2 separate regions of the Mus musculus genome follow, and region 1 is linked to region 2. Evidence: chromatin loops called from intact Hi-C (ENCODE). Cell type or tissue: heart. All regions are shown on one strand. Each heading gives the region's core, and the rest is flanking DNA. Links, peaks and the distances in the headings are about the cores only. Region 1 overlaps Gm5544 (predicted gene 5544). Region 2 overlaps Notch2 (notch 2).

The links. A loop is a pair of places that touch in the nucleus more often than their neighbours do. Peaks named below come from ENCODE experiments on the same cell type or tissue, not always from the same donor. Only the 100,000 strongest peaks of a DNase experiment are listed, where the experiment ranks them.
Region 1: it touches region 2 in a loop (1.9-fold over the local background); 2 of 42 quality-filtered maps call a loop at or near these places.

Annotation. Positions count from the first base shown.
Region 1 is chr3:97,941,254-97,944,162 of GRCm38, reverse strand. All of the region lies in intron 1 of Gm5544 (predicted gene 5544), which reads right to left. Among named protein-coding and RNA genes, the nearest start is that of Gm5544, 13 kb to the right of the region's middle. RefSeq lists an enhancer at 1,276-2,252. In heart, for the core only: a CTCF peak has its summit at 1,476 (motif pointing right); DNase peaks (open chromatin) are centred at 1,402 and 1,792; H3K4me3 peaks cover 848 bases; H3K27ac peaks cover 1,089 bases; H3K27me3 peaks cover 279 bases.
Region 2 is chr3:98,097,648-98,100,556 of GRCm38, reverse strand. It overlaps Notch2 (notch 2), which reads right to left. Exons shown (of 34, transcript NM_010928.2): 6 at 2,228-2,461; 7 at 978-1,133; 8 at 169-357. Among named protein-coding and RNA genes, the nearest start is that of Adam30, 62 kb to the left of the region's middle. In heart, for the core only: a CTCF peak has its summit at 1,081 (motif pointing left); no DNase peak of the experiment used is centred there.

The DNA.
Region 1 (2,909 bases), core at 263-2,762, 160 kb after region 2:
GGGCTGGGGGTTGGGGAAGCTGGAGTGACCTGTCACAAGCCATGGCACACGCCAGGAGCACCTTCCTCCCTACCATGATATTATAATGAAGATACTGCACTGGCTGGTTTTTATGACACAGCTAGAGTCTTCAGAAAGGAGGAAACTCAATTGAAAAAGAATGTCTCCCGTGAGTCTGTAAGGCATTTTCTTAATTAGTGATCTATGGGGGAGGGCCCAGCCCATCCTGAGGGGGGCCATCCCTAGGCAAATGATCCTGGGTTCTATAAGAAAGCAGGCTTAGCAAGCCAAGAGGAACAAGCCAGTAACCAGCACCCCTCGAAGGCCTCTGCATCAGCTCCTGCCTCCAGGGTTCTACCCTGTTTGAGTCCCTGTCCTGACTTCCTTCAATGATAAACAGCGATGAGGATGAGTGAGATGAATAAAGCCTTTCCTCCCCAGGTTGCTTTGGTCAGTGTTCCATCACAGCCGTTGTAACTTTAACTAAAACAGATACTATGGTCCCATTCATTTTGCAGGAAGCTAAGTCTTAGAGTAGATACTTTGTGTGTATTAATCTACACAGCTAGTGTAGTGACAGAATCCCAGGGTCTTCTGGACTCTGAAGCCCATTTCTCCTTCACTCAGCAGCAGACCTCAGAATGCTCGAAAGAAGCTTTGAGTAACCTGAATGCATCGTGTGAACAAGGCACACAAAGTGGAAGCCTTAGGCCTCTTGCTCAAGTCTAAATTCAAAAATTGTTTTCTAGGCAGGCTTCAAGATCAACAGAGGAAGATTCGCTTAGAATCAAGAAGAGGACAGATGGGAACTGAGACATGGCTCCGAAGTTAAGAGCACTGTCTGCTCTCGCAGAGGACTGTGGTTCAATTCCCAGCACCCAAATCATCTCTGCTTCCAGTCTTGGGGGATTATAAACTCTCTCCCGGCCTCCCTGGATATAATGCTCACATGTGGTACACAGACATATATGCAGGCAAAACACACATAAAAGAAATAATAAAAGAAAGAAAACTTTCAAAAAGGATAAAGTGTCAGGCATGGGAGTGCACTCCTTTAATCCCAACATTTGGGAGGCAGAGGCAGGCAGATGTCTGTGAGTTCGAGGCCAGACTGGTCTACATAGTGAGTTCCAGGAGAGACTCTGTCTCGACAAAAAAGAAAAAGGACAGAGAACCTCAAAATTAAGTCCCTTATTTCATAGTTCTTTGGAACAGTGTGAGGTGACCTCAGTGCTGAGTGGATCCGGAAGAAAAAGACCAGTTCAGGCCCCCGACTTCCTCCGGATCCACCTCAGTAAGCAGCGGTGACTTATCTCTTATGCTGTGTTCAGTGATCTTGATGAACGAGCCAGTCTCCGTGCCTGCAGCCTTAAACTCCAATTTCAGCAGCTCTGCACTCAGGGGAGAGGGCAGGGAGGGCGTGCTCACAAGCTGCGCTCCTCAGGTCAGCTAAGCTTACTCAGACATGGCCTCATGGGGGCATCAGAGGCAGTGGGTGGGGACTTGAGCCCGAGCCCCCGTGGGCTGGGCTGGGAATTGTAAAGAAACGCTGCTGAGAAGGATTTTGTTGTGGTTGTTCCCTTTGTTTACTTTGGGCAATGCTGTCATTTTTTTAAACTGACCCTTCCCAGATGAGGTCCTCAGTTTTCAGCTGAGTAAAGTCAGGGGCCTTGCCAACGGGGCATTTGAAAAGCTTTGTGGTCAGTTGCTGGAGGGAGTCCTGGGCAGCTGACACCCCTCCCCCACCCAGAGAAACACAGACAGGGCTGCTAACCTGCTGACTGCAGCCATGCGCCTGTAGAGCAGACCATCTTACCCCTCTGCCTTGGTGAGGCACTGTGGAAGGCCAGGCAACTTTCCACGGGAAGGGAGACGTTAGCCATAGCCCTCCCGGCCACTCTCCACCGGGCTCTGGCTCCCGGCCGCGTCCTGCGGGTGCCTGGGCTGGCGCTGGGCTGTAGTTGAGAATTGCTGGCATCCACTTCTTGGCTTAACACAAAACACTTTCCTTCAGGGATATAGATTCACATGGTAAATCCCAACCCAAAGGTGTGTGTGTAATATATGCTTTTCTTTTCTGACTTAAGTTGAACACCATCTGTGCAGCTATGTAGAAATGAGGGAAAAAAAGAAAGTTCCTTTGCTGTATGCTTTTAAAAAATTCTCTAGTTTCTTTTGGACCTCAGATACCAAAGAATGGAGTCTTTTATGTCTAAGATTAGAAACATCTGGTCTGCATGTCTAGGGAAGGCTAGACTATGGTAGGGTGTAGATTGCTAGACTAAGGTGGGTTGCCTTGCCCTTTTGAATTATTGCATCTTGAGTCTTAATGGACTGAAAGTCACTCAACACAACCTCTTAATTTTAATAACATGGAAAGAGGCCAGAGAGGTGAGGACTTACTGTCGGAGAGCTTGTGTCAAAGGTGAACCAGCACTCAGGTCGCCTTTGTCTGATCTCCACTGTAAACTGTGCTTAGGGAGGACTTGAGGACTAAACGGTAAACCACAAAATGCACAACCCCTGTATTTGGGGCCCTCACTTATCTCCAGTTCTGCAGTTTTCCCCGATGGATGTTCAGAAGAGAAGCCTGAGGCTCACACTGTGCCTACTGTGTGCCAGGCAGTTGCATATATTCCTCACCTCATCTTTACAACAGTTCTGTGAGGGAGACCTTGTTATGACTACTTCGTAGGTGATGGAGTTGAGAGGTACAGTTGCCCAGCTGTGCCCAACTAGAACAATGCAGCATCAGGACCAGAATCCAATTTTCTTCTACACTATAGCTCCTATGCACATCACACTTAACAGTCAATACCTTCCAACTTTCAAAACCAAGGCGTCATTTTCCAGATTTTTAATAGTGTAGTTACAGTCATTTAACACACATCAGAAAGCGCATTTTGCCA
Region 2 (2,909 bases), core at 103-2,602:
TGACTTGGTCTGCTCTGCTCTGACCACCCCAGTTGTCTCCTACTTTCTCTGCAATCATGGGGCTTGCAGGGGTCCCGGGCTCAGCTCTCTTAGTCAGCTGGGGAACCCCGCGCTGGCTCAGTGCATGGAGTCAGTGAGTCCTGTCAGCAGCTGACCAGCCCTCCTTACCTGGCATGCACAGACAGGTGAAGCCTCCGATCTTATCCAGGCAGGTGGCGTCGTTCTGGCAGGGGTCTGAATGACACTCGTTGATGTCCATCTCACAGCGAGGCCCTGCGTAGCCCTTCAGACACTCACAGTGGAAGGCGCCATCTGTATTCACACACTTTCCTGCATGCTCACAAGGGTTACTGTTGGCTGTAACACATAAGAACCAGTTACCAGGACCGAGCGCTTGCCAGAGTTCCCACAAAGACAGATAACACAGGGCAGTCAGGAATCTACAACCCAAGGCCCCACTTTAAACAAGATCACTCTGTTTTCAGGTTTATTTGTTAACTTATAAGAAGAAATGACAAGAGTGGTCTCCAAATGTGTGCTGTTTTTTTAAACTCTTACTGAGGTAGGACTTTATATTCATTTTATTTATTTATTTTTAGCTATGTGCATGTATATATGTCTGAAACCAGAAAATGAGGTCATATTCCCTGGAGCTGGAGTTGCACGGAATTGTGAGCTGCCTGATGTGGGTGCTAGGAATTGAACTTGGATCCTCTACAAACGTAGTACATAATTAACAGCTGAGCCATCATCCCAGCTCAGGAGCGTCTATTAATAATCAAGTCTAGACTTGCCGTTGCACTGAATTCCCAGAATGCATGTACAGTAAAGGTTGATTGTAAATTACGTGTGTAGAACAGGAAACAGAAATTCAGGTTTGGGTGTAGCAGTCGCTAACGTACAGAACACTCCCGCTGCAGCACTTTCTGAGCCGACACGACACACCTCCAAGTCTAGAAGAGATGCCAGACACTCACCCATAGCACACTCATCCACGTCTTCTGTGCAGTCAGCGCCCTTGTAGCCCTGTGGGCAGGTGCAAATGTACTGCCCGTTCAGGGGGTTGGTGTCACACAGCGCCCCCTTGTGACAAGGGTTGCTGATACAGGCATCATCCAGATGGCACAGGAGACCTGTCTCAGGGTAGAGCGAGAGAAAACACACACACACACACAAAATCTCTCTTAGAGAAATGCTTTTTCTTGTCAAAAGCAGAACCAAACAAACCAATTAAGACCCAGAGGCAACATTGCCTTCACCTGATTCTACACTAGGGACATGCCACAGCCCTCAGCTGCCGCTGACAACCTGGGCATAGGTGAGCACTCTGGGCCAGAGCTCTCAGGGCCGGGCATGTATTTGTGGAGGAACACGGGAAAATGGAGCTATCCTGTGGAGAGTACCAGCATTAGCAAACAAAAATTGCAGGTGTCCAGTTAAATCTGGATTTCTGGTAAGTGTTCATGTAAGTATGTGTCAAATACTCCGTGCTTCCAGAGTTTGACCCAGCATCTTCCTTCTCCAGTGTCACACTCCCTAGTGAGCACGGCTCGCTGGCATCTCACGAGCCTCAGAGCTGAGCACCACCTGTCTGTTCTCCAGCACCCAAGGAATCACATCAGCACATTCCTGGATCAGGTGCCAGGGGGAGGGGGGTGGGGACCTGCCAAGTGCCCAGGCATGAGGAAGCCAAGCAGGGAGGCATCAGGCTCCCTGCTCTGCAGAGTTCTGGTGGGAACCGGATTTTCCAGTCTGCAATTGGCCAAGACTTCTTCCACAAAGCTAGAGGTGTGGCTTTGGGAAAGGCAGAAACACAAGGATGTCTCAAGACTGCCAGGTACAGGTTTCTTGACTGAGCTATCTTCTTCTAGTGGGTTTGCCTGCAGTGCTCCGCCACTCCTAAAACTAGATGCTGTCCAGAAAACAAGGTGACCTGTGCCCTCTAAAGAGTTCTTCCTAAGAGACTCCTAGAGGCACACTCTTCTGAATAAATGGGTATTTCATTTAAACTGTCTCCCTGAGTCCACGGATTGGCCATCTAGTCTGGATTTCTCCGGCCAGAGTCTTGGGGAATTCTACTGGAACAGAATGTCTAGGGAAGATGACTGCCCTTTACTACCAGACTGCATTCCAGAATGGTCCTCAGAGGTGCCACAGGGAAGAGAAGGCCAGAGTGTGCACACTCCGGCCTCCGCCACCTCTAGCTCAGCTGTGCTGTTGGTCTTACCCGCCTTTCCCTCCGGACACAGGCAGGAGAAGGAGGCCACGCGGTCAATGCAGGTGGACCCTGGCGTGCAGGAAGCATAGGCACAGTCATCGATATTCTCGCTGCAGTCATCTCCGCTCCAGCCGTTCACACACACGCAGCCATAGCCTCCGTTTCGGTTGGTGCAGGTGCCTCCATTCTGACAAGCGTTGGGCTGCAACAGACACTCGTCCACATCTTCTGTGCAGAACTGCCCTGTGGGGGGAAAGATGCTGGGTTAGGACCCTTAGGTCATAAATGACTGGCACCCTAACAGCCCTTCACTGAGCTGCCTGAGCCTGATGTAAATGGTACCTACAGCAATCTGTGTCCTCTTATGAAATTTAAGGTGACCCTGAGTTATCCAAATAACACTTATCAGAACAGAAATGGCCTTTCTCGAAGCTCTGGCAACATGAAAACCTATCCAACTAGCCAAACTCTGTAGGTGCCTTGTCTTAGCCAATTTCTTGGGCCAAGAAATAGAAAAGTAGGGCTAGAGAGGCTGCTCAGGCATTCAGAGCACTCACTGCGCTCTCTGAGAGACCAGGGTTTGATCCCAGCACCCACTTCACAGCTGTGTGTAACTCAGTTCCAGGGAGTCTGATGCCCTCTTCTGGCTGGCCTCTGAGGGTTTACATGTGGTGCACAGACATACATGCAA